Linked DNA regions of Homo sapiens: regions 2, 3, 4 and 5 are each linked to region 1. Evidence: chromatin contacts called from ENCODE Hi-C data. All regions are on one chromosome and are shown on one strand. Each heading gives the region's core, a stretch centred on a gene start or an enhancer-like site at or near the end of the contact. The rest is flanking DNA. Distances are from core to core; before and after follow the strand shown.

What was found. Hi-C counts contacts between places; a loop is a spot of excess contacts on that map. Pooled maps may share reads with other maps.
Region 2: a loop to region 1 is called in a pooled map, with 8 times the contacts of the local background. The contact joins the promoter of LSS here to the promoter of LINC01694 in region 1. A Hi-C loop is called at or near these places in 1 of 37 single-sample maps with no recorded cell type and 6 of 50 pooled maps.
Region 3: a loop to region 1 is called in a map of naive thymus-derived CD4-positive, alpha-beta T cell, with 31 times the contacts of the local background. The contact joins the promoter of SUMO3 here to the promoter of LINC01694 in region 1. A Hi-C loop is called at or near these places in 1 of 168 maps with a recorded cell type or tissue (naive thymus-derived CD4-positive, alpha-beta T cell), 4 of 37 single-sample maps with no recorded cell type and 9 of 50 pooled maps.
Region 4: a pooled map shows a loop between it and region 1 (5-fold over the local background). The contact joins the enhancer-like site here to the promoter of LINC01694 in region 1. A Hi-C loop is called at or near these places in 1 of 168 maps with a recorded cell type or tissue (ovary), 1 of 37 single-sample maps with no recorded cell type and 5 of 50 pooled maps.
Region 5: a loop to region 1 is called in a map of naive thymus-derived CD4-positive, alpha-beta T cell, with 12 times the contacts of the local background. The contact joins the promoter of PCNT here to the promoter of LINC01694 in region 1. A Hi-C loop is called at or near these places in 1 of 168 maps with a recorded cell type or tissue (naive thymus-derived CD4-positive, alpha-beta T cell), 2 of 37 single-sample maps with no recorded cell type and 6 of 50 pooled maps.

Annotation. Positions count from the first base shown.
Region 1 is chr21:45,592,399-45,597,372 of GRCh38, forward strand. It overlaps LINC01694 (long intergenic non-protein coding RNA 1694), which reads left to right and starts at 1,256. Exons shown (of 2, transcript NR_146912.1): 1 at 1,256-1,310; 2 at 3,993-4,974. The region is part of intron 1 of LOC107985485 (a long non-coding RNA gene); the gene reads right to left. RefSeq lists an enhancer at 3,311-3,812 and a silencer at 4,357-4,651.
Region 2 is chr21:46,225,794-46,231,146 of GRCh38, forward strand. It overlaps LSS (lanosterol synthase), which reads right to left and starts at 2,981. Exons shown (of 22, transcript NM_002340.6): 1 at 2,939-2,981; 2 at 2,641-2,806; 3 at 1,759-1,897. The coding sequence starts at 2,952. It overlaps MCM3AP-AS1 (MCM3AP antisense RNA 1), which reads left to right and starts at 3,438. Exons shown (of 4, transcript NR_110565.1): 1 at 3,438-3,473; 2 at 4,534-4,734. RefSeq lists enhancers at 2,236-2,305, 3,022-3,316 and silencers at 2,736-2,785, 2,846-3,015, 3,026-3,285, 3,346-3,785.
Region 3 is chr21:44,813,796-44,819,346 of GRCh38, forward strand. It overlaps SUMO3 (small ubiquitin like modifier 3), which reads right to left and starts at 4,267. Exons shown (of 4, transcript NM_006936.3): 1 at 4,153-4,267; 2 at 181-309. The coding sequence starts at 4,173. RefSeq lists an enhancer at 1,605-2,119 and silencers at 3,799-3,998, 4,179-4,758, 4,779-4,878.
Region 4 is chr21:44,921,294-44,926,631 of GRCh38, forward strand. It overlaps ITGB2-AS1 (ITGB2 antisense RNA 1), which reads left to right. Exons shown (of 3, transcript NR_038316.1): 1 at 1-34. It also overlaps a transcript of ITGB2 not described here. Among named protein-coding and RNA genes, the nearest start is that of ITGB2-AS1, 2.9 kb to the left of the region's middle. RefSeq lists an enhancer at 4,715-5,338. Within about 2 kb of position 3,923, at least 7 of the 41 ENCODE cell types and tissues checked have a DNase peak (open chromatin) inside an H3K27ac peak, as active enhancers do.
Region 5 is chr21:46,320,520-46,325,740 of GRCh38, forward strand. PCNT (pericentrin) reads left to right here and starts at 3,637. Exons shown (of 47, transcript NM_006031.6): 1 at 3,637-3,763. The coding sequence starts at 3,710. It overlaps C21orf58 (chromosome 21 open reading frame 58), which reads right to left and starts at 3,351. Exons shown (of 8, transcript NM_058180.5): 1 at 2,120-3,351. The coding sequence starts at 2,219. RefSeq lists silencers at 626-888, 3,370-3,699, 3,970-4,429 and an enhancer at 2,880-3,019.

The DNA.
Region 1 (4,974 bases), core at 6-2,505:
TTATGGGTAAAAATATGCACAGTTTAATTTTAGCTGTGTCACCATAAGCTGCCAAATGACATCAGCCTGTCACTCAGCCCAAACCTCAGCTACTTCTCACACCCCACAGAAGCACCTTGAGCTCTGTAACCAGGTGCTGATGTCACTTCTCAGAAATCAGCCTGCACACCCTCTGAGACAGTATTACTGGAAATTTCAATCAACCTTGTTTTAAGCTTACATTTTGGTGTTTGCAGTTCTTTGCTCACTGTCACAAGAACCCAGATTGCTGGTTCAGAGCTCTGGCTCTGTGGATCTTGTCGGTTAAAAAATCCATCCGAACACAGAATTCTCGGTAACACACACACAATACACCAGGTGGACATACAACACACACATGCACAAGGATGTTCACGATGACAGTGCTTGAAATAGAGGAAAACAATGCGTCCACATTTCCGTCAGTCAACCGTGGCCCGCCTATGGCCACCCGTCCATAGGGTCTGGATGAGGTCAAACGGGGGCCCCGTCAACAGCACAAGAAAATCATCAGCCAATTTTGCTTGGGAACAAGGGTGCAAAAATCTAAACTTACAGAAATCACTACACAAATCTGACAGTGATTTAAAGATAACACCCGGTGATCAGATAGGAGTGCAGGAGTGCAGAGCGGGCTGACAGGGAAACCTGCGCCTGTTGAGGCAGGAAAATTGGGTCTGGAGGCAGGGAGCATAAGGCAGTTCACACTTCAGCTACCACAGGAAATATCCTCTCCATAGGGCATGGGCCAAGTAAATGACTTTGTAACTTCACTTCATCCTCTCCAGTTACATAGGGTGTACCCCCAAGAAGCCCCATGGCGCCATCACTCCACGGCCCCATCACCCCACGGCCCCGTCGCCCCACGGCCTCGTCGCCCCACAGCCCCGTCGCCCCACGGTCCCATCACCCCATGGCCCCGTCATTTCAGCACTGGCGGCTGCTCTGCCCTGGGATGCGCCTGTCACGTGCAGTGATTTAAACATCAGTGAGGTGATTGATTCAAATACTGCGTACTCTTGCTAGTATTTTCCTTGCATGCTGATATGGTTTGGCTGTGTCCCCACCTAAATCCCAACTTGAATTGTATCTCCCAGAATTCCCACGTGTTGTGGGAGGGACCCAGGGGGAGGTAATTGAATCACGGGGACCGGTCTTTCCTGTGCTATTCTCGCCAGAGTGAATAAATCTCACGAGATCTGATGGGCCTATCAGGGGTTTCTGCTTTTGCTTCTTCCTCATTTTCTCTTGCTGCCGCCATGATTCTGAGGCCTCCCCAGCCATGTGGAACTGTAAGTCCAATTAAACCTTTTTTTCTTCCCAATCTCGGGTATGTCTTTGTCAGCGGCATGAAAAGGGACTAATACACATGCTTTATTGGTGACCAGGAGATGTTTTAAATTTTTCTATATGATTGTGGATTTCTCTTCTTCTTTCTTGGACTCTGCAACTTTGTTTTCTGTAGTTTGAGGCTGGCATCTTCCCGTGGGCTGGGCCCCATGCCACCAGCTGACCCTGGTCTGCTGAGCTCCTTGCCCGTGGTTCCTCTGCTTGGTGTTAATGCAGCCACCCCAGCTTTCCAGACCTCCCTTTCCATTTATCTTTCTGTGGCCTTACATTGAGGGTGTGTCTCCTGCAGGATCCAGTGTATCTTTATCTTTGAATTGAACTTTCTGGTTCTTTTGTTTTGATTCCATTATCTGCGTTTGAATTCTGGCATTATGAATTGTTTTCTGTTTTTCCTACTTGTTCCCTGTTCCTTCTTCTCCTCGTGGCTTCGATTATTTTTTATTCCATGTTTATCCTCTCTTAGCCTGCCAGTTATGAATTACTGTTCATTCAGTAGTTATCCATGTTAAAGTCCAGTGTAAATTCTTCCTGCTATCTCTTACCAGACCACCAAAGATTTACATCACCCCTTTATTCCATCCCACCCTTTGTTCTGTTGTTCTTATGTATTTTAACTCTACTTGCATGTCAAACTCTGGAAATCACTATTGTTATTATTTTCTTTTTCATTTTTTCGGGTCTTGCTCTGTCACCCAGGCTGGAGTGCAGTGGCACCGTCACAGGTCACTGCAGTCTCCAACTCCCAGGCTCTACCAATCCTCCCACCTCAGCCTCCCCAGTAGCCAGTACTACAGGCATACACAACCATGCAGTCTAATTTTTTAAAATTTTTGGTAGAGACAGCGTCTTGCTGTGTTGCCCAGGCTGGTCTCAAACTCCTGGGCTCAAGTGATCCTCCTGCCTCTGCCTCCTAAAGTGCTGAAATTGCAGGTGTGAGCCCCCGTGCCGGACACATTATCATTATTTTCTACCATGTATGCGTCTCTTTATTCACTTCCCTTTCCCGGGTCTGCGTTCCTTCCTTTATCCCCAAGCTCCCACCCCACCCTGGGGGGTCATTTCCTTTCCACCCTAAGAGCCCCTCATCATGGGTGCCGGTCTCTGGGTGGTCACTCCCCGGCCCGTCCGGGGTCACCTCCCTCCCACTCCCCTGCCTGCCTGGGGCCACCTCCCTCCACTCCACTGCTCATCCAGGGTCACCTTCCTCCACTCCCTTGCCTGCCTGGGGTCACCTCCCTCCCACTCCCCTGCCTGCCTGGGGTCACCTCCCTCCCACTCCCCTGCCTGCCTGGGGCCACCTCCCTCCACTCCTCTGCAGCTTCTCTGCATTGCTTCTTCTCCTTCACCTTTTTTGGTTGATTTTCATCTTGTACCCTTGGCATTTTTGGTTGAGTGACAGATGTTCATAGGACAGGTCTCAGGCCACCAGTGGTGCCGTCTCCAGGGAGCCGAGTGGCGCTCGCTCCTGTGGTCACCCAGGGAGGGAGGCCCTTGTGACCCAACTGCAGACTCTGGGAGGGTGGGGTCAGGCTGATTCCCCTTCAGGGTTCCCACCAACAGCTGAGGGGCTTCTCGGGGCCCCTTTGTTTCCTTTGGCCCCATGAGTGCTGAGAGCTGAGTCCGGCTCCCATGGCTCAGCTCAGCTTTTGCTTCCCCAGTTATTGGTCAGCCCGGATCCACGCCGCCCCAAGCATCAGCCCATCATCCTTACTTTCCCCGTCTTTCAGACCTTGGCCCCCAAAATTGTCACTGCTTTAGGAGTTCTTCATTGATTTCGAACAGACATTTTAAGATAGTTTTTTCTAGCTTGTGTTGTGTTTTTAATGGGAGAGTTGGTCAGCGTCTGCTGGAACAGAGCTACGCCTATGGAACCGTAGACTTGTTCGTGCTTTATTGTAAGTTTCAGTCGCTCCTGTGTGCATGTGTGCATGTGCCTGGTGTGTGTGTCTTTGCATGTGTGTGCTCACATCTACATGTGCGTCTGCACATGTGCATCTGTGCATGTGTCCGTCTGTCTGCATGTATCTGTGCATGTGTGTGCACATGTGCATGTGTGTGATCTGAGGCATCTTCCCATGACTGCTGCTTTCTGCTCCAGTTGCTCCTGGCTGAGCATCAGTGCAGCATCAGTGCACCCCCTCAGCACCTGGACACCACTCCAGAGACTTCTGAGCAGAGGCTGACAGCGCAGGGGGGCTTACTAGCTGCCTTTCATGCTGGCCGTGGTGGGTGAGCTGTCCAGCTCTCCTCTCCCAGATCTTCCAGGGGCCAGCAGGCTTCCACTAACCACAGGGCCTGGGGGCACTTCAGTCTACCAGGGCAGATGCTTGCCAGGCCCATGGGGACCAGCAGGCTCCCGCAGGCCCTCCCAAAGCCACATGCAGCAGTGCGGCTGGCAAGCCCCACTTGGGGGAGACCCTGCTGTTGCCGGCCAGGCCTGTGGGACAAGTACAGTCTGACATCTTTGCCGATGGCCTGGAGATGAGCACCCCCTGCTCTCTCCTCGATGTTGCAGCAGAACCCACGCGTAGAGAGGGTTGGGGCGAGCAGTCCAGGCAGACCCCCGGGATTTTCCTGCCGTATTGCACAAGCATTCATGCGTTCATTTAATCTTGCTTTTTTAGGCAATACTTTAAAGACACAAAGTCTCAACAACCATCTTCCGCTTGACGAGACAGATCATTCTAATTTGAGCAGAAGCTACTATGTCCTGCCCTTTGAACGCGGCGGCCCGGACAGCTGACAAGGACACACTGTGTATTTCCATTCCAATTCTGGGAGTGCTCTGAGGCCTCTGGGGGAGAAGGACCCATGAAATATTCAAAACATAAGTGAATAAAATATCTAGGTGCTAGATATGGGCCAGGAAGAGCCCTCGGCCCTGCAAAGTGTGTGTGATGGTGAGAAGCTACCGGAAGAGATGGTCCCTGTGCTTGGTTCATTCCTTGGACATTTATCAAGCTGACGAATGTAGCAGAGGTGCTTCAGTCGGCTGTAATTCCACGGGTGGAGTGCTGGCTGGAGAGTTACCTGGGGCTGTCACACTGCATGGGCTCCGGGACACTGTGGCTGCCCTTATGTGGTGTCCCCGGAGGGCCCTGCAGGTGTCACACCGCTGCTCCACACTGCCACCTGCTGTCAGCATCTGTGCAACGTATCCAGGTCTCTGGGGGCTAGAATGAAAAACATGCATCTCGTAACCAATGAAATCGGGCTTGTCCTGAAGACCTCGTGCATTCATCCATTCTCACACTGCTATAAAGACATACCTAAGACTGGGCACTTCATGAAGAAAAGAGGTTTAATTGGCTCACGGTTCTGCAGGCTTTACAGGAAGCATAGCAGCTTCCACTTCTAGGGAGGCCTCAGGAAACTTATAGTCATGGTGGAAGGTGAAGGCGGGACAAGGCGTCTCACATGGGAGCAGTAGAGAGAGAAAAAGAGGGGGTGCCGCACACTTTGAAACAACCAGATCTAACGATAACTCACTATCATGAGAACAGCACCAAGAAGCTGGCGCTAACCCACTTGTGAAGGACCACCACCATGATCCAATCCCTTCCCACCAGGTCCCACTTCCAACGTTGGGGATTACACTTCACGGTG
Region 2 (5,353 bases), core at 1,731-4,230, 640 kb after region 1:
ACCTATCATTGGAGATGGCTCACACTCCTTACCCTGCCCCTTTGTCTTGTATCCAATAAATATCAGCGCAGCCTGGCATTCAGGGCCACTACCGGTTTCCACGTCTTGGTGGTAGTGGTCCCCCGGGCCCAGCTGTCTTTTCTTTCATCTCTCTGTCTTGTGTCTTTATTTCTACAATCTCTCATCTCCGCACACAGGGAGAAAAACCTACCGACCCTGTGGGGCTGGACCCTACAGGAGGCTGAGGCAGGAGAATCACTTGGACCCAGGAGGCAGAGGCTGCAACGAGCCAAAATTGTGCCATTGCACTCCAGCCTGGGGAACAAGAGCGAACGCTGTCTCAAAAAAAAAAAAAAAATACAAAAAAACTCCAACTCACAGCCAGCCCACAGGAAGGGTCCCAGCCAGCTAAGCCCAGAGCCAAAGCAGCAAGAACAAACAACACAGTAATCCCCACTGACCAAGCACCACTGCATGCCTGACACTGTGCACATGACCAAACCTGATTCCAATCCTGTCACAGGTCAGGCTACAGAGGCAAAGTGGGGCTGACCCATCTCCTGACCAACTCTATGTCATTGCCTTACCACGAGCCCTGAGAACAGTCTAAACAGGCCCTGATGGGGCCAAGGGAAGAAGAGCACCTTGACTTCCCCTAAGGACAGGCCCTCAAATCCCAGGACAGAAAAACTCAATGCTGTACAGTCCAGGTGGCAGCAGGGCTAGAAGTCAAAGCAGAGATGGGGATCCCAGTGCTCCTCCTGCTAGTCTGGTTACCTGGAATAAATGTGCCTCAGCTTTCTAATGTATCTCATTAGGCTTATTCTAAGGACTAAAAGAAGAACAGGCCTTGAGCAGGGCTTGGCCTACAGTAAACACCATGGAACTGTTTTTAACGTTAAAGGCCAACTCTTCCCAAACTAACATATAAGCCTATTGCAACTTCATTTCAAGTCTGGGACAAAATCAGGATAAAGGCAATTTGGATGAGTAAATGAATAGACACAGGTAAGAGATGTTTTAAAAAGAAAGGCAACAAAGGTATATAAGGACTTTCTATCTATTACAAAGTCAGCGTAGTAAAAGAAAATGATGTATCAGTAAGAGTTATCACAGAAACAAAACCTATTTATGTAGGAATTCACGTCATTGAAACAATGTGATTACAAGTCACTAGGGAAAAAAGTCCTATTGCATAAATTCATAGGAGGGAATTTCCCATTTTACAAGGCTGAGGATTTCTGTAGAGAAACACTCCCAGGATGCAAAATAGTCTTGTGTAGCCAAATCAGTTCAATACCCAGGCAGTCCAACTGCTATGCTCCTCCTACTCACCAGCCTGAACCTGAAGCTCTCCTGCAATAGCCCCGAGGAAGTTCACAGCAGATATCAGCTCCCCACCCACCACTCTGCCCACCTACAGCCCCTTGGCATAGGCTGGGCCTTCCACCTGGAATGTCCATCCCATCCTGTACTGAGACTTCAAAGCCCACCTTCCTCCTCCCTCAAGGCAACACAGAGCCCTAGAGAACCACTTGCTTCTCTTATCAGAGAGCCTGTCACCCTACACTGGCAAGGCTAGCTGATCCCCTAGACCAATAGCAGGACGACTCTGACATAGGGCAGAGTTTGCCAGCCCTTTTCTTGTGAGCCCCTGGATTTTCACCTGCTTCATCAAAACCCTAGACCAGGCTGGGCCAGGATCCCAAGGGTGATCCAGGGTGGCCATACCATCAGGCTGGGGCAGCATACTCCTACCTGGCAGGAGGAAAAGTGGGCCACCATAATCACCCGTCCAGTGCCCATCCTCAGCCTGCAGCCCCACGTAAAATGTCATCCCGTTCAGAGCCCCCTCAAAGGCGGTGTGGGCTTTGGGCAAGTCCTTAAAGTAATTCTTCTGCAAAGAGATCGAAAAAAAAAAAAAGAGATAGCTGACGGGACTGTTGCCCGGCCAGAGGAACCCTCTTCACATACAGCCCAAGTCAAAACAGTGAATGTAAATTACTTTAAAAGTTTCAGCTGTTTCCATCAAAAGTCTGAAACTCTTTGATGAGAGCATCACACCTCAGCAAAGTAAAAGAACAGCTGCACATTTTCGTTGCTTTATTTGCCAGTCATGTATTCTTCACAACTTCTCCAAGATGTCTGGAATAAACCAGGCACCCAGACTGTAGGGTGGGGCACGGGTGCCGACCTGGGCCTGGGACTCGGGCCTCTCAAAGAGGGCCCAAGGGGCGGCACAGCCTTTCCCTCGGTGGCCGGGGCTCGGCAGGAGACCCTGTTTACACTGCAGACTCTGACGACCAAAATCTCTTACAATGCACACAACTAAGACAGTGGATCCAAACACTTTTTGTGAATAAAAACAAAGTTACAACTATCTTTGCAACTCTCCTATAAGTCAAAAATTATCTCAAAATAAGGTGCTAAAAAATAAAACATTAGGAGTCTCCTATGCGTGGTTTAGAGATGAAGGGGCTGAAGCGGAGGGGCCCGCGAACGCAGTTCCCGTGGGCGCTCGCCTTGGGGATGGGCGTCGCTGGCCGGGTCCTCCCACCCGCCTTTCTGAGAGAAAACGTGCTCCTCACGGCTCACCCCTCAGGGTCCCGAGCTCGCTGACGCTCCGCGGAAGCAACTTACGGTGTCCAGCCCCAGGGCGTAGGCTTCCAGGCCGGTCTGCTCGCGGCCGGCGCGCTCGTCCTGCAGGTAGGTCCACGTCTGCCGGCCCCTCTCGCAGTTGAGTCGCCAGCGGCCGAGGTCGGTGGCGGGCTCGGTCTTGTAGGGGCCCCCTCGGCGCCGCAGACACCTGAGGACCACCGGCCATCAGCGACCCAGGCCCCGCCCCAACGCCGGCCGCCGGCCCACTGCCCCAGTCGCGCTCTCCTCAGCACCTAGGACCACCCCGCATTCGTCAGGAGCCCGGGGCGAGGGGACTCACGTGCCCTCCGTCATTGCTGCTGCAGTGCTCTACGCCGCCCACTGCCAGCTGCCAGATGTCCGCACCCGGGACCTGCCGCCCAGCCCCGCCCCTCCCGCCCCTCCCGCCCCTCCCGCCCCTCCCGCGCGCACTACGCAGGCGCAGGCCTCGGCAGGCGCTCAGGCTTAGGTGGGCCGACGCCCACGCAACCAATCAGAGCGCCGCGAGCGTGACCCCGGGGTGTGCCAGGCGACCACAGTGGTGGAGCGCTTGGTGCCCCATGCGGCGTGGGGCGGGGCCTGAGGGAGCGGGGATGGTGGGTGAAGGCGACGGGACGGGGGAGGCGGGTGGGGCCTTATTGGCGGGGCATGAGGGGCGGGGCTGGTGGGTGGGGAGGTGGGGGCGGGGCTGGTGGGTGGGGAGGTGGGGGCGGGGCCTGGTGGGTGCGGGTGGGGGCGGGGCTGGTGGGTGGGGCCGAAGGGCGGGGGCGGGGCCTCTCGCGCGCCCTCTAGAGGCTTGCGTCCCGGGAGCCCGGCCTCGTGCGCCGCGCTTTGAGGTGAGCCTCTCTGAGAAATTTGTGAGGAGGGTCCAGCCGCGGGTCGGAAGGAAGGACGTGGGGAGCGAGGCTCGAGCGAGCGACAGCGAGTGCGAAGGTCGGGTGGCAGGGAATTGCTCTCGCGCTGCAGGATTTGCCCGGACGCCGGGGCCGGGGGTGGGGGCGGGAGGCCGCCCTGAGGTGAGGTGGGCGCGGGCCGTCGGCTCCAGTGCGAGACCAGGGGGAGGGCGGGGCGGAGCGGAGGAGCCGAGGGCGCCGCCGGCGTCCCTGGGAAGCTGAGCGCCGCGTAGCTTCGCCGGGGGGAGTGGGGTAGGCGCGGTGAGGCCGTGGGCCCCCACACCTGGCGGACCACAGGGGCCAGAAGCCCTGGAGCCCCGCCAGGGAAGGGCTGCGTCGCTGGCCAGGACCGAGCGCGGTAGAGCCTCAGCTGCTCACGGGGTCGCTGGAGTTGGGGGTGGCCCCAGGAGAAATTAAAGGTGAAAAGCCTTAGCAGCAGAGGGAAGAGGAAGATGGAGGCAGAGCGAGTGACCGAACTTGGAAGGGACAGCCGGGCGCAACAGGGCAGGGGGCGTCTGACTGTTGGAAACATGGCTGACGTCTGGAGGCTGCAGCCAGTGGTCCGTAAGTCAGGTCAAGGACCCACAGAAGACCCCAGCATGTCTTCACCTGGCCCACAGAAGCCCTGACATCCAGTTACAACTGCCCCAGCCTAGTGAGCATTTCGGCACCCACTCCTCAATTCCTACCCCCAGCCTAACTTCGAAGGGGCGGTGAGCCACAGCAAGCCGGAGGAGAAAGTTGGAAGAGAGAGTGGACAAAAGAATACCCACAGGCACCTTCCCCACAGTGGAATAGCGGGGTTTTAGACAATCAAGGATAATCACCTCTTCCTATCCCAGTTCAGAAACGGATGAAAAAGACACAGCAATAAGATGGGTGGGTATCAAAATATCAGCTTTGCCACAAATTAAAAACCTAGCTTGAAGGACAAGGCTTAAATCTGCAAGCAAGAGGGCAAGCTACTAAATCACCCGTTAAGTCAGACAAACATATCCCCCAGCCTCTAGGCCATGAAACTGCCTCACCAAGCACTATGCAATTGAGTGCCCACCAGAAGACACCCCTCCAGTCAACCCACAGACCCCAGAAAGAGTACCCAGAGGAGCCTGAGCACACTCCACCCTATCTGTTCTCTGAAATTCAATCAAATGAGTCACTCTACTTCTCTGGAAGCAGAAAGAGGCTGGAAGTTTTTCTCCAGGTAAGTTCCTCCATGTAGAAACATGAAGAATAGGGATAAGGGGCTTCAGCCTGGATGGAATCTCACACTGAACCTGGCAAAGCTAGGTGAGGGAAGAGGTTTCAACTGGATAAGAGTTTGAGTTTTGATATCTTAATGGACTGGACTTTTTATGAGTAAAATAATCCGCTCTTTTTAATGTCTGAAAGAAAAGAAAAAGCTGTAAACTACGTCTGAGAATTGACACAGTTAAGCTTCTAGGGGCAGTCATGAGAAAAAACACTGTTCCTATCTGCTTACATACTACTGCATCCAGCTTATTCATTAAGCCAGATACAGAAGGCTCTGAGGATTTTGGCCTCAACAACTGGGTATATGGTGGTGGTCATTTACTAAAATAGAGGTGTCTTTTATTTATTTAGTGACAGGATCTCAGTCTGTCACCCAGGTGGGAATGCAGTGGCACAATCATTAGCTCACTGCAGCCTCAAATTCCAGGGCTAAGTGATCTTCCGGGCTCAGCCTCCTGAATAGCTGGGACTACAGGCGTGTGCCACCACACCTGGCTGATTTTTTTAAAGTTTGGTAGAGACACGGGGTCTCGCTATGTTGCCCAGGATGGTCTCAAACTCCTGGCCAC
Region 3 (5,551 bases), core at 3,017-5,516, 780 kb before region 1:
GGACAAGCCCAGCCTGGACTAATTTTACAGCACAAGCCCCCGCCTGCCCATCCACGAAGAGGGCACCTCGGGCAGCTGCATCTGGGTCCAGCCCCGAGACGCTCGTGCTCTGGGGATGCCTGGAACGCACAGGACCAGTGCGCACACGGGGAGGCTCTGCGGGGGAGCAAGGTGCCGCACCTGCCTCTCGCAGTAGGCCTTCATCAGCTTGCTCAGCGGCGTGTGCCTCTTGATCTTGAACTGCACCACGGAGCCGTCCTGCCCGGCCACCTTCAGGTTGATGTGGTCATTCTCTGTCTTCACACCCTCCTGCAGAAGACACCAGAGACTGGCCTCAAAACTGTGTCTCAAAATAACCGCGACTTGAATGGGCAAGTCTTTAGGTAATTGTTGGCTTTTTAAAGTCATCAAAACCAACCTAATTCTTAAAATTCTCCAGCAATTCAGAGTCACTCGTGATGGTTTTATTTTTACACAGAATTTATTTTTAACTTCCACTTGTTAAGCATCCATGTGTAAAACAATGCAAGCCTAGGGTCCTCTGACATTGTTAATTCAAAGAAAAAAACAAAGTCTAGGGAAAAATAAGAGAAAATCCATCTTTATTTTAAAGTTATTCTTGTGGGCTGGGCACAGTGGCTCACACCTGTTATCCCAGTACTTTGGGAGTTGACGTGGGAGGATGGCGTAAGCCCAGGAGTTTGAGACCAGTCTGGGCAACAGAGCAAGACCCCATCTCTTTTTTAAAAAATTCTTATGAAACCAGTAAAAACACATATCCAAAAGTCATGCAGCTATACAGCACTAGTAAAAGAAACCAAAAACAGAAGAAAACATTTGTGACTCAGAGGAACCCTATGGGACATTCAAGTGGTGATTTCGGGAATCCAACTGAGGACGGCCACTCCCCACAGCAGGCGGCCAGGCTCCTTCTCGCTGCCCTGACATCAGCAAATGTGAGGGAAGCCACCTCCGAGTACTTTCTGGTTTCAAACTGTCCTATCTGAGCGGCAGTAGGTGGTACTATTTTATTTTTTAATTCATGCCATACTTGAAGCTACTCAACAATGGCACAATCGGGGTGTCTTGTTGCCTGAAAATGCATTTTGAGTTGAGGCAAAAAGCTGATGTCAAGAGACTGGGAGCCAACTTCGGGGCAGCTCAGTCTGAGCCGAAAAGTGGGGCACCCCTCTGCCGGCCTGCACTGCTGGGATAAAGTCGTTTGTGAGTGAAGCAATGAGGCAGGGCCCTCCGGCTCACTCTGAAAGTCAAGTCTGGGGCGTCCTGGTACCCTTTCACCCCATGCTGAGCTGCTGCCCTCAGGAAGCACTGTACATCACACGCCTGTTCTCTCCACTTCTCCTTTCCTTCCCTGGCTGGGAGAGGGACAACTGTCCCAGCGATGCCTAAATACAGGGAGTGGGATGTAGAAGGCTCGCCTGAGGGTGAACCCAGGGACTGCACCCATGCTTGCTTCCCTGGGGTATGCACCCTGGGGAGACCCTGGGGAGGCATGGTGCTCTGTCAAGGGAGCTAGAGTGGCCTGCAAGGGGCCTTGGCAGTGAGGGGCTCCAGCTGCGAGCCTGAAGGTGCGTGTCCTGGGGCGGCACTCACCCCCCGACTCCAGTCTTGGGCCAGACACCCCTGCCCACTCCCGGGATGCCAGTGGCTTGGCGGCAGCCTGAGTGGTGAGCTGGCACACCCCCATCTCCCCATCCCGAATGTGGCCTCCAGCACAGAGACAACTGGCCTAGGAAGGAAGAGCATGCAAACAGCTCCAGGCAGGATGGAAGTGGGGACCCCTGCATGAGCCCCCTTCACTTCCCCAAGCATGAGGATGCACTGGCTTCTTTAGGGAAGGAAGGTATGAGTGTGTTCAAAGGCACAGATGCAGGGCCCAGACGTCCCCCACAGGGTAATGGCTGCAGCCCCGGGGGGAATGGCTGCAGCCCCGGGAGAGGCTGGGGCAGGGCAGGGCCGGCCACAGTGCCTCTGCTCCAAACAGAATGACGATCTGTCCCAGACCCCTGGTGAATTCCTAATAAGCAAGTGAACTCGTGAGTTAAAAAGTGAAGCCCTAAAAACATGGGCCTCAGTTTGCTACAGTCAATCCTCCACCTCAGCTATCCAGGGAAGTCAGAACCATTCTCCTGCCTGACCTAAAAGCTCTTCTTTCCAGCACCACCGGGCCCCAGAGTCCACCTCTTCCCCTTCGTCAGAGCCCCAGAGGGCAGAGCTGCTCCCACATGGGCTCAGAGGGGACCCACCAGAAGCGGGGCCTGTGAGGTGGCAGCCACTCAGTCATTCTGGAATTAAACAAGTGTTTTCAACGGAACTGGAGCCTGAGATTGACCACATGGCAGAGCTAAGTGTAAATACTGCTGAGAAAATTAATATCATATGTATTTTATTACATTTACTCTTCATTAAGAGGAAGCCACCTACAAAAACATAAAGGACATTTATATTTGACCTAGTTTTAACAAGTATTTAAATATTCAAACAACCCCAGAGTGGGAGAACTTTGACTTCACTGGAGTCAAAATGTAAAAAGCAAAGGTCACCCCAAATGCCATCTGGATAGGGCAGGTTTCCCTGGAGTCTGACCACAGCAAGCAGAGTGCAGACTTCCATAGAGGCCGCGACCATGGTTCCTGACGGTTCCATCCCACTTCCCGCCAGTGTCTGGCACTGAGCCTCCACCCTCATCTGTAAAGGGAGGGTGGTCACCTCCAGGACCAGGCCAGTATCAGAGACAGCCTCTTTACAGAGCCTTCAGCTCTAGTCATCTTCCACTGGGATGTAACATAGAGGCCGACAGTGCACACCAAGGGCTTCGGAAAGGTTCTCTTTTTATGAACACTGGAGAATGCGACTACAGACCCTCCCGAGAAGGAATGGCCAGTGCACCTGAATGCAGGGTGCATACCCCAGGACTGAGACTGGAGGGAGGCACACCCCAGCATGGCAATGGGGGAGACTAAAGCCCACCCAAGGCTGGATAAGGAGGGGTGGGCGCGCATGGTGGGGGAGGCGCAATGCAGAGAAGTGGGCGCACACCGTGGGGCGTGATAGGGAGGGGTGGGCACACACTATAGGGGGCGTGATGGGGAGGGGTGGGCGCACATCGTGGAGGGGGTGATGGGGAGGGGTGGACGCACACTGGGGGTGTGATGGAAAGGGGGACGCGATGGATAGGGGTGGGCGCACACTGGGGGACGCGACGGGGAGGGGTGAGCACACACTGGGGGTGTGATGGAGAGGGCGACGCAATAGGGAGGGGTGGGCGCACACCAGGGACGCGATGATGGGGACGGGTGGGCGCACACCAGGTGGCATGATGGGGAGGAGTGGGTACACACCATGGGGGGCGTGATGGGGAGGCGTGGGCGTACACCGGGGGGCGCGATGGGGAGGGGTGGGCGCACACCGGGGGACGCGATGGAGGCGGTGGGTGCACACGGGGCGCGATGGGTGGGAGTAGGTGCACACTGAGGGCACGATTGGGGAGACACGAAGGAGAGGGGTGGGCGCACACTGGGGGACGCGATGGCCGGGACACGATGCGGAGAAGTGGGTGAATACCGGGGTCGCGATGGGCGCCCTGGAAGGACGGCAGTGCTGCTCACAGGGGCCAGGCCCCTCAGAGCGCGCCCCTTGGGGGTAACCCCAGACGCTTGTTCCCGAGCCGACTCCGTGCACTCGACACAGGATCCCGCACCCAGGGCGATGCCGGGGGAGAGGGCGACCCCAACCAGCAATGACTCAGGAGAGGAGCACGCAAAGACGCTTCGGGGACACTGCTGGGGCGGGATCCGAGGGCGCCGCGCTCTGCAGGAGCAGCAGCGCGGGGCCCGACACCGGGCGCTCAAGGAGGCGCTGGGCGCGCGCCTTCCCAGCTGGGGAGGAGACGGGCGTGGAGCGGAGGCGTGGCCAGGCCCGGAGGGGGCGGAGCTCGCGGCACAGCGCGCTTCGCGGGGGCAGAGGGGGCGCACCTTGGGCGGGCCCACTTAGGGGCGGGGCTCTAGAGGGCGGGGAGGGGCGGAGCCTGTCAGGGGCGGGACGCGGGGCGGAGTCGGGGTGGGGGCGGAGCCGGGCTGGGGGCGGGACGCCCGCGATAGACGCGCGTGCAGGCGGGGTCGCCGCGCTTACCTTGGGCTTCTCCTCGGACATGGCTGCGCGAGCGGCGCGGGGAGGCGGCGCGGGGGAAGCAGCGCGGAGCGGGCGAGTCACGCTCTCGGCCCCGCCGCTCTCCCGCCGCAACTGTGCGCGGGGCCGCGCTTTATCCCCCAAATCCCGGCGCACCCGTTGGCCGGCACGGGGGTCACGTGGCTGCGCGCGTTCACGAGGCGCGCTCCCCGGGGCGTCGGGCGCGCGCAGGCCGGGCCGCGGCTCTGGGCGGTTGGAGATGCGTCACGGGGCGGGTCCCGCGCGACCCCGTCGGGCGCGGAAGCCCTAGGGCGCTGTGGGGCGCGGGCCAGGAGCGTTTACGGGGAGCCCGGGCCCTGGGGACCCTTGCCCGCCTCCCCGCGTCGCCCGGGCCCCGACTCCTTTCCTGGGGGCCGCGTTCCTGGGGCGCCGGGAAGTGAGGCCGGGGCCGCCGCCCATGGCCGCAGGGACCTGGGGCGGAGGAGGGAGGACGCTGGGGGTGACGTTCCCTCTCAGGAGCCGCGGACAGAGCGGAGAAGGCGGCCCGCGGGGTCCCGTCCGCGGGGGCCGCGCGAATCGGGCCAGCACCCTAGACGATTGGGGGCGCCACCCGCCTCCCTGCCGCCGCGGTTTCCTGTCAGCCCCAGGCCGGGCTCCTTTGGCCAACGCTCCTACGGGGCTGCCCCGGGCCCTCCACACCCGTCCTCAAGAAGACCCGTTTTACCTGTGAAGAAACTGAGGCACTGGGAGGTCAAACCACCCCCAGGTCAGCGCTGGTGAGCGGCGCCGAGCTTGGCCAGGCCGCCACGTCGGCGAGCGCGGGCAAACCCAGGCTGGACGCCGCCAGTGCCGGCGGAACGGGGACCTCGTGGACGCGGGAAACGCGCTGGGCCGGCAGGACGGCCTCCCCGGACTTGCGGGCGCCATTCCTGGGGTGCCTGGCCCGCCCCGGCCTCCATGTCTGTGATCCCAGGGCCTCGGATGGAACGGACCTGAGGGCGGACACCCCTGCGTCCCTCAGGAGTGCCCGGGTGGTGCCAGCCGGGGCGTGGCGGAGGTCTCATCTGATGGTGAGCCCGGCCGAAGGCGGGGGAGGCCGCACTTCAGGCTCAGCTGGGAAATGGCAGGGCCTGGATTTGAACCTAAGCGTCTGAGCCGTTTCTGTCCTGCCTGGGAAAGGCTCAGCCAACTGAGCAACGTCGCAAAGCCATGGAGACAAGTCTTCATGGACCATAACTTCACAAACCGTCTTCTACTCAAAAATTCACTTTCTTGGCTAGAGCCCCCACTTAGGAGGGGGAAGGCTGCTGAAGTCTTTCGGGGAGAGGGTCTGAGAGTCAGCCCCAGTCCCAGGCAGGTCATAAGGTGTGGTCCCTTCCTTCTGGAACCTGGAGCCCAGGGC
Region 4 (5,338 bases), core at 2,673-5,172, 670 kb before region 1:
TGGAGCGGAGGAACCAGCCAAGGAGGATAAAGAGGTGGGAACAGGCAAGAAAACCTGGGTGCGTGCACGCATTGACATCCACCTGCATGTGAGGGCGGGAGGGGACAGAACAGGGACAGCGAGGAGGAGACACTCAGGTCACAGGAGGAAGGCTGCGGATCTGGGCGGGGACGTGGATTGCGAGGCCACTGAACACCCCAGGGATGGATGGATGAGGTCCTGTTAACTAGGGACATTAGGAGGATACCACAGAACACGAAAGGGAAAATACTACAGGCTCAGAGAGAGAGAGAAGGGAGAGGAGGAGGAGGAGGAAGAGGAGGGAAAGAGATTATACCTAGAAAAAAAACCCAAATCAGACATCTTCAGAGCAAGGACTCAGACACATTACTACCCTAAACTCTGTTTTATTTATTTATTTATTTTTATGTTTTCAGTTTTTTTTGAGACAGAGTTTTGCTTTTGTCACCCAGGCTGGAGTGCAGTGGCGTGATCTCAGCTCACTGCAACCTCTGCCTCCCGGGTTCAAGCAATTCTCCTGCCTCAGCCTCCCAAGTAGCTGGGATTACAGGCACATGTACCACCACGCCTGGGTAATTTTTGTATTCTTAGTAGAGACAGGGTTTCACTATGTTGACCAGGCTGGTCTTGAACTCCTGGCTTCAAGTGATCCATCCACCTCTGCCTTCCAAAGTGCTGGGATTACTGGCGTGAGCCATGGCTCCCGGCTCCTAAACTCTGTTTTAAAGATGTCTTGCAGAAATAGACATGAAGAAATCCATGAGAAATACAAGAGCAGATGATACAAAGTTGGGCAAAGAAATAAGTAAAAATTATGATGTCATAACCTGTTGATTTAAAAAATAGTGGTAAGAATATTAACGCTGTGAAACAAAACGCCTAGAGGACTGGGTTGGGAGGGGCCAGGGAGCACATTGCCGTTCCATCCTATCTGGGGAGGAATATAGATGCTTGTCAGTGGGCATTTTGATAGAAAATATCTAAGTATATATGCTAACAATTCAAGAGTCTCCTTAAGAATAAAAATAGCATGTATATACCTGAAAAAAAATATGACAAATCTTTATTTTGGGCATGGTGGCTCAAACTTGTAATCCCAGCACTTTGGGAGGCCGAGGTGGGAGGATCACTTGAGCCCAGGAGTTCGAGACCAGCCTAGGCAACATTTGGAGACCCAGACCCTCATCTCTACAAAAAAATTTTCTAAGAATTCGCCAGGCATGGTAGCACGCGATATGGTCCAGGCTACTTGGGAGGCTGAGGTGGGAGAATTGCTTGAGCCCAAGAGGTTGAGGCTACGGTGAACCATGCTTACACCACTGCACTCCAGTCTGGGTAACTGAGAAAAAAAAAAAAAAAAAAAGGCAAATCCTTTAAAAGAAAAAAGTAAGGGAAAATAGAACAAACAAGAAAGGTAAATAAAAACCAAACAATAAAACATTGGGAATAATTTCAAACCCATCAGGAATCACAGCACCTGTGAATGGGTTACATTTTCTTGTTTTAAATCAACAAGGTCTTGCGTTGGGTTTTAGAAATAAAGAGACAAAACAAGTTCCAATGAAATGTTCTCTGTCAAGGGTATCTTCTCATTACAGACTTAGCCTAGAAAATAATGAAGAAGGACAGAAAGAGAATACCATTCTACTACACCCGCTGATGACTTAAAGTAAGCAATGACCCTCGCTGCGAACGTCACGGACGCAGCAGACGTTATGCACACACCTTTAATGAATTAGTCTTGATGAAATAACAATAGAAATCAAGAAAAATAGAAAGAACAAATGTTACTATTGAGCCTGAATCAGGTCGAACTTTTTAGATCTACAAAGAAGCATCAGGAGGGTGTGTTAGATGACATCGTAGGGATGCAATTAGCAAAATCCAGGCTGAAGAAACCCTCACAAGGCAAACAGCACAGTACAAGAGGAGAGACGAAGGGAGAGAGACCCTTTAGATTAAGAGATTTAATCTCTTAATAGAACCAATTGCAATGCATGGACCATATTTTAAAATCATTGTTAATTGTTTTAAGTGTGACAATGGTTTGTGGTTATGTTAAAAAGTCCCCATCTTTTAGAGTTACATGTTGAAATATTTGCAGATGGTGCAGTATAATGTTTCAGATTTATTTCCCAATAAAGAGGGGTGGGTTGGGTTGGGGGAGAGTCGGGAGAGGTGTTGATACAACAAGATCACCTGTGAGTTGATTATTTTTGAAGCCACTGTTGGGGACATGGGGCTTCACTAATCTATTCTCTCTACTTCTGTAGATGTGTGAAATTTTTTGTAGTAAGATTAAAAAAACATTTCAAGGAAGTGTAAAGTTATTATTTCGCGGGTATAAAGTTCCCGTTTTGCAAGATGAAATGGTTTTGGAGAAGTTGGTGGTGATGGTTGCACAGTACTAAGTGTCCTTAATGCCACGGAAATGCATAACTTCAAATGGTTAAAATGGTGAATTTATGTTATGTATATTTTATCACAATTAAAAAGTAAAAAGTGTAAGAAAGGCTCTCTATCAGATAAACTGTTAAAAGAGAACACTGAAGGCTGAAAATAAAGAAACGGAAAATACACGTATGTGCTAGAAAATACTAACGAAGATATCGTGTAACATCAAAAAGATAGAAATCAAAGCAAAATGCATCAAATGGACAAAGGAAGATGTAGCCAATGAGAGTCAGAATCCACAGACAGTTCAGCAGCCATAATCCTTTGTGTGCCGAACTTCAAAATATATAAAACAAAGACTGACAAATATATAAGCAAACTGACACAGCCCCAAACAGCAAATATCTCTAACAGATCTCTCTCAGAAATAAACACATCAGGCCAGTCGCGGTGGCTCACACCTGCAATCCCAGCACTTTGGGAGGCTGATGTGAGCGGATCACCTGAGGTTAGGAGTTCAAGACCAGCCTGGCCAACATGGCAAAACCCTGTCTCTACTAAAAATACAAAAATTAGCTGGGCATGGTGGCGCATGCCTGTAATCCCAGCTACTTGGGAGGCTGAGGCAGGAGAATCACTCAAACCTAGGAGGCAGAGGTTGCAGTGAGCCGAGATTGTGCCACTGCATTCCAGCCTGGGTGATGAGAAGGAAACTCTTACTCAAAAACAAAAACAACAACAAACAAACAAGAAAAAATCAAATAGAAATGCAAATTTGGCAGGTAGAGAATTTGAGGAACGTAACCATTCGTCTCCAACTTAAACACAATTATGTTACAAAGTGGGACAATGATAAACACATAATTACTAGACCACAAGGGAAATAACCACATATTCTAAAGCACAAAGACCATAAGGAGGCCAAATTCACGGACACAATTGAATGAAATTAGATGCTGTCCAAAGGATGGCATGAAAGAAAAAAAACAGCACTCCTGAAAAGTGGACCCAAATATAGCCTAGATCACATACATCCATGGTGCCACACTCACGCTACGGGGTAATGAATAAGAGCCCTTGAAGTGCTGCTCTGAAGCCTCGTGACCCACAGATCCGTAACACTGAGATTCTTCTGAAAAGCAAAATGTAGAAGGAGGCATTGAAGAATAACATGCACCTCGTCCCTGCAGACCCACACACCCCTAGAGCAGGACAGTGGTTACCCCTGAAGACAGAGAAGGCTACGGGCCTGGGAGATGGAAGCAGAGGGCTTCAAAGTTCTATTGTAGAGTTTTCTTTACTAAAAAGGAAGAAAAAGTTCTGGGCAAGTCAGGCAACATGTTAAGATTTGGTAAGATGAGAGGTAGCTGTTTGGGGATTGGTACTAGTGCTCTCCATGCTGTTCTGTATTCTTAAAATAGTTTATATCTTTTTTTTTTTTTTAAAGGAGCTAGGAGGAAGTGACTGCAAATGAGCAGAAGGATCTTTCAGGGGGTGGAAATGCTCTGAAATTAGATTGTGGTGATGATTGCACAATTCCGTAAATTTTCTTTTTGTTGCTGTTGTTTCTTTCTTTCTTTTTTTAATAGAGACTAGGTCTCGCTACGTTGCCAAGGCTATGGTGAGCCAAGATCACACCACTGCACTCCAGCCTGGGTGACAGAGTAAGATCCTGTCAGAAAGAAAGAAAGGAAGAAGGAAGGGAGGGAGGGAGGGAAGGAAGGAAGGAAGGAAGGAAGGAAGGAAGGAAGGAAGGAAGGAAGGAAGGAAGGAAAAAGAAAAGAAAAAATAAAAACTGAACTCACATGAGAACCACAGCCCACAAGAGGCAGGTCTGGACTTGTGGTCTAACCCTAACCAGACTGACTGCTAGCAAAACAAAAAGATCATTGTTGTCCAGAGGATTTTAGTAGAATCCAGAGTCTTATTAAATAATATTCAAAATGTCCATGATACAACCCAAAAGTACTCAAACAGCAACAAAGAAAACCTTGAGAACTTGTAAGAGAAAAGATAACTAATAGATGCCAACTCCGAGATAATCCCAATGCTGAAATGATCACACGGAGCATTAAAACAGCTGTTAGAGGCCGGGCGCGGGGGCTCACGCCTGTAATCCCAGCACTTTTGGAGGCCGAGGCGGGTGGATCACGAGGTCAGGAGTTCGAGACCATCCTGGCTAACATGGTGAAACCTCGTCTCTACTAAAAATACAACAACAACAAAAATAAATCAATAAAAATAAAATTAGCTGGGCATGGTGGCGGGTGCCTGTAGTCCCAGCTACTTGGGAGGCTGAGGCAGGAAAATGGTGTGAACCTGGGAGGCGGAGCTTGCAGTGAGCCAAGATCGTGCCACTGCACTCCAGCCTGGACAACAGAGCGAGACTCCGTCTCAAAAAATATATATACAATAAATAAATAAATTAATTAATTAATTAAATAAAGGCTGGTGGAGGGAGTGAAGGGGAGGGGCTAGGGACCGTGGGGCTTCCCAGAGCCGTGACCTTGCTATGGGGGGACCCAGACCTCCATTCCGGGGACTCACTCAGCACTCATCTTACTATCCCCCATCTGATGTGCCTGTTGCACAAGGCTGGAAGTCAGAGGCTGTGCACGTTTTTCTTTGTGGAGACAAGTGAGTAATTGGTGCGTTTAGTGTAAAAATATCAGGTGTGGCTGCACGGAGTGAAAAATCACAGGCTCCACGGAGCCGGGAGGCCTGCTGCCCTGCCCTCTTGCTTTGATGAGGAAATGGCGACCGCAGAAGGAAATGTAGCAGCACCGGCAACCGGCATCCGTGGGGCCACGCCGGGCTGCTTCCCAGGGCCCTCCAGCCAAGCAGCCACAGGAAAGAGTAGATGTTGATCCCAAGCTAGGACTGAGGAGTCCGTCCCTAAGAGCCGAGGGAGTCAGGTGGGCGA
Region 5 (5,221 bases), core at 2,387-4,886, 730 kb after region 1:
AAAAAAAAAAAAAAAAAAGGGTATCAGGCCAACAGGGACCAGATGTTTCCTCATCAGTAGATACTGCACCCACCCAGATAAAGACATAAACAAGACACTCTTACTATCAGTCCTTACCAGAGTACTCTATGGCCATGAAAAGAGCAGAACACCACCAGGTCAAAGTGGCCGTTTTACAGACAGTCTTGCTGTCACTTGTGAGAAGCCCTCCACATCTGCTGCTGCAGGCTCTGCCCACATCAGAGATGCTTCCTTGCCAGATTCTCCTTTTCGTTGAACTGGTTAACTTTTTTTCCTCTCCTCTTTCTCTTGATGTGGAATGTTTATAACATTTATGCAGTGGTCAAGTATACTATTATGTATGGTTTGTAATACTGACTGACTTAAGGAGAGACTTGAGCCTGTGTGCCCACAGCTGTGACTGCCAAGTGAATGGGAAGCACTAAGAATTGCCTCCTCGGGATCTCTAGTAGTATACATAACATGCTCCAGAGGGCATGGATTTGTCAGACTTTTTTTTTAAATAGGGTTTTTAAGAACAGTTTTAGATTTAGAGTAATTGAGAAGATAGTACATGGAGATCCCACATACCACATGTGTGGCTTCCCCTCTTATTAACATCTTACCTTAGTGTGCTACATATGTTATATATATATATATTTTTTTTGAGACAGAGTCTCGCTGCGACGCCCAGGCTAGAGTGCAATGGTGCAATCTTGGCTCACTGCAACCTCTGCTTCCCAGTTTCAAGCGATTCTTCTGCCTCAGCCTCTCGAGTAGCTGGGACTACAGGTACGTGCCATCATGCCCAGCTAATTTTTGAGTGAAAGCCAGTGCACCTGGCCCATTTGTTATGATTAATGAACCAATATTGAGACACAAGTAACTGAAGTCCACACTTTGACAGTTTCCTTAGGTTTGCCTCATGTCCCTAATGTGGTATCCATCAGAACACCCCATTACATTGAGTTATGTGTCTTTAGGCTCCTTCTCAGACTTTCCTCGTTTTTGATGACCTTGACAGTTTCGAAGAGTACTGGGCAGATATTTTGAAGAATGTCCCTCAATTAAAATGTGTCTATTATCTCCTGGTTAGACTGGGACTGCAGGTTACAGAAAGGAAGCATCTAGGGGTGAAGTGCCACTGTCACCCCATCACATCAGGGACACACACTGTCACCTCGACTATAACTGTGAGGCTGACCTGCGTCACTTGGCTGAGGTGGAGTCTGCCAGTTTTCTCCACAATAAAGTGGCTCTTTCCCTCCTTTTCTTTATTGCACTCTTTGGGAGGAAGTGGCTATGTGTGGTCTACACTTAAGGAGAGGGGAGTTACGTTTCCCTCCTTGAGGGTGAGTATCTACAAAATTTATCTGGGCAGCTTTTTTTTTTTTTTTTTTTTGAGTTAGGGTCTCAGTCTGTCACCCAGGTTGGAGTGCAGTGGTTGCCTGGCCTTGACAGCTTTTTAATAGTTTAAAATGAATTGAGGCTGGGCGAGGTTGCTCATGCCTGTAACTCCAGCACTTTGAGAGGCCAAGGCAGGTGGATCACTTGAGCCCAGGAGTTCAAGACCAGCCTGGGCAACACAGTGAGACCCTGTGTCTACTAAAAATACAAAAATTAGCTGGGCATGGTGGTGTGCCTGTAATTCCAGCTGCTCAGGAGGCTGACATGGAGAATCACCTGAGCCCGGGGAAGTTGAGGCTGCAATGAGCGGTGGTCTCACCACTGCACTCTAGCCTGTGTGACAGACTGAGACCCTGCCTATAAAAAAGAAAAGAAAAAAGAACTGAAATAAGACCCAAGTCCAACATTAGCAGAACCTCTCTAGGATGTCCACAGAAACGACTCTGGGGTTCTGAGGAACACAGTCTAGGCAAACCTGGGCACATCCCCTCAGTCCCACAGTTGTAAATGTATTGTAACACGTAACAGTTGTGAGATTCAGGCGCGGTCTGGGTCTCTGTTCCTGGAAAGTGTGATCCTGTGGGTGCAGCCCCTGCTCGCTTGGCTGTGTTGCCTGCCTGGCCCCTGCTCTAATGAGCCCACTGCCCAGAGTTTGCTCAAACCACCCAATTCCGAGTCTGGGAACCAGGAGACCGCTGGACACCCCGCTCACCACACAGAAGACTGTGGCCTGAGTCAGGAGAAGGAAGTTTCTGGCGGTCGAGCTTCCACGGCTTCCTGAGGGAGGTTGCAGGGAGCCGAGATCGCGCCATTGCGCTATAGCCTGGGCGTCGCAGCGAGACTGTCTCAAAAAAAGAAAAAAAATTCTGAGCGAGATTCCAGGGCTTCCTGAGGGCGCGTTTAAGTTGCAGTTGCTGAGGAGGCTGCAAGGTGAGCTTGCGTCAGCGAGGAGCCACTCCAGCACGCTCGGGAAGGGCATCGTTACTGCTGCAAACAAGCACACGGCCCTCCACGACGAACCTTTTGCAAGTGAAGGCGCACGAACAGGCCCGGAGGACTACAAAGAAACCCAGAAACCAGACTTGGACACATGAAATAAAGGGGTTAGCTGAAGGAATACTCCACAGTTAAGGACGGCCTGCGCGAGGTCACCGGCCCTGTCTTGGTTTTTTGCCACTTCGCTCCAGTTAGTTTCCCAAGTTCCACCTACGCGCGCGCCAGCTGAGAAAACGCCCACCCCGGCGGTCCCGCCACAGGTCACAGGCGGTGCGGACCCCGGGACTGTGTCCGGGCTTCGGTGTCCAGAGAGCTCCAAGACACCCAAACCTTCCGTGGTTTCCACCTCTGCAAGCTTATGTTCCGCTGAGCTCAAGCTGAGGGACGACGACCTCATGCGACGTCAGTTTCCCCCTGGGACCACGAACCCACGGCCCCATTTCTCTTCTGTCTACTAAAAACCTTTTCTTTTCTTTTTTTTTTGAGACCTAAGACATCAGTGAGACACACGAGCAGACACGGGCTCGGTCGGGAAAGGCGGGAGCTCCAAGCGGCGGGGCCTGCAGGTCCAGGCGGTTCGCGGGCTTTCTGACCGCATTCGGCCGAGTTCTTCTCTGAAGACCCAGGACCCCCGGCCGAGGGGGCGCATTCGGCGGGCTGGTGGCGTAGGATTTTGTTTCGGGTTCCCAGGGTCCCGGCAAGGGTGAGGGAGCCCTTGCGGATCCCCTGAGATCCACCTCAGCAGCCTCCTCCGTGGTAGGCCTCAACTTCCCGCGGCGGCCCACAGCCAACGACTAATGCCTGAGCGGGAGAAAACGGCCTGGCCCTGTCCGGGTGGTTGCTGAGCACCGTTCGGCGCCGCCCGCGCCTGCAGGGAGCCCGGCCCGCTGTCCTGGTGGACACAAAGCCCAGGGGCCGCCCGCGCGGGACCAGCAGCGCGAACTTTTTGCCGCTCGGCCAGCCTGGCAGGGGATTTTAAAATCGGCCAATCACAGCGGGCGCCAGGCCTCCGCTTTCCGCTTACTGGTCCTGCCGTAGGAGGCGGGTACGTGAGCGCACCAATCTGTGGCCGGCGAGCGTAAAGGGCGGGGCTCCGCCCAGGCTGCACCGCCCAGAGCGCGCGTGCGCGAGACCGGAAACGCAGCCCCCTGATTGGCGGCGCGTGTCGGGGGCGGGGCCGCGGCTGCGTGACAGTTGTCGCGGGGGGAGGGCGAGCCCAAGCGCGGGGGAGGGAGTGTAAATAGAGCGAAGGCTGCTCTGTGTCAGCCCCGTCACCGCCGGGCGGCCCGCGCGGAGTCTGAGGGAGATGGAAGTTGAGCAAGAGCAGCGGCGCAGAAAGGTGGAGGCCGGGAGGACGAAGGTAAACATTAGGGGCTTCTTCTCTAGCTGCTCTGGCGTGAAGTCCTAAGGGCGGCTCCGGTGCCCGCCACCGCCCCCTGCCAGGAGAGGACGCGGTCCGGCGGAAGCCGCCGCGGAGGTCTCGCTTTTTCCCGCCGGCTCCGCTGGAAGCCGCCTCCTGGCCGCCGCCATCTTGAATCCGCCGCTCTCCGCCAGGTCCCGCCCCCGCCGCGGCCACAGCCAATCAGCGGCCGGGACGCGCGGCGCCTCTCGGGCGGGCCGGGGCGGGGCTGCGCCTGCGTCGGGGGGGGTGGGGCGCGGGCTGGGCGCGGTGCACGCCGGGGCGGGGTGTGGCTGCAGGGCGGGGCTACAGGGGCGTGGCGTGGCTGCACGGAGGGGGTGGGGCGCGGCAGGCGCTGGACCCCAGGCTGGATCTTCCAGTGGCTCCCGCGTCCTCCGGGACCGGGTGGCCTGGGGCGGGCGGCCGGTATTCGGGTGGCTGCTTGGTCTAGGGCCAGTTTCCTGCGCGGCCGGGGCCGGGGGCGTGGCGCGGGTGGCCTGCAGCGCCTCCCCAGGGTGCGCCTTCGCCTCGTCCGTCGGAGATGCTTTCCCCGCGCGTTTCTCGCGGCGTTGCAGTCCTTACTGTGTGAAAGGCCCCCGCGGCGCTCCCGGCCGCCGTCTTCTTCCCGCGCCCTTGGGCTCGCGTCCTGCCCGTCCGGGCCTGGCGTACGCTGCCGGGAACCCACGCGGCGCTGGCGCCGGGCGCCTTCAAGGGACGCGCTCCCGTCTTTCTCCCGCCCCGGGTTTCTCCGTGAAAAAGCGCTCGGTTTGATGGCCACTGTCCTAGGTTTCGTGGGAATAAAGCGCGCAGAGCCCATGACTCGGGGGCAGGAGAAAGGGAGTCCCGAAAGCGCGAGGCGGAACCGCGGGAGCAGGCCGGCCTCTGCGAGGTGCGCGCCGCTCCCCCCCAGGATGTTCTGGCTGGGGTGCTGGGGAAGAGCGGGGCTCCCGGGCACGGCGGACAGGGGACGCGGGGCTAGGCCGGGGAAGGGCTGAGGCGGGCAGGAGGGGAAGGGGAGCCCGGAGCCTGCAGGGAGCTGCGAACAGGAGCAGAGCTCCCAGGAGGGTGGAGGGGGGAGGGAGGGACAAGACGCCGCCTGTAGGGCGACGCAGGCCGCAGACCAGGTCTGTGCTATATCCCGACATGGATAGGTGTGGTGGAGGAGGACATGAAAATAAACGACATGAGGTTGACTTTGAAGGAAATATTTCCTTGAGAGACCATTTTCTTGTGTAAATGGCCTTGTGTAATTTTTCTGGGTCCATGAGCTTGTGTACTTGTGTTATCATTTACACAAATGTGTGTTCCATGCGTTTGTTTTTGTGGCCACAGTTGTCTTTTGAGGGAACAGATGTCTCCCCGTGAAAGGCTGATGTGGGATCGATCGCATACCTCTTGAGTAAGACGTTAGCGGGAGAT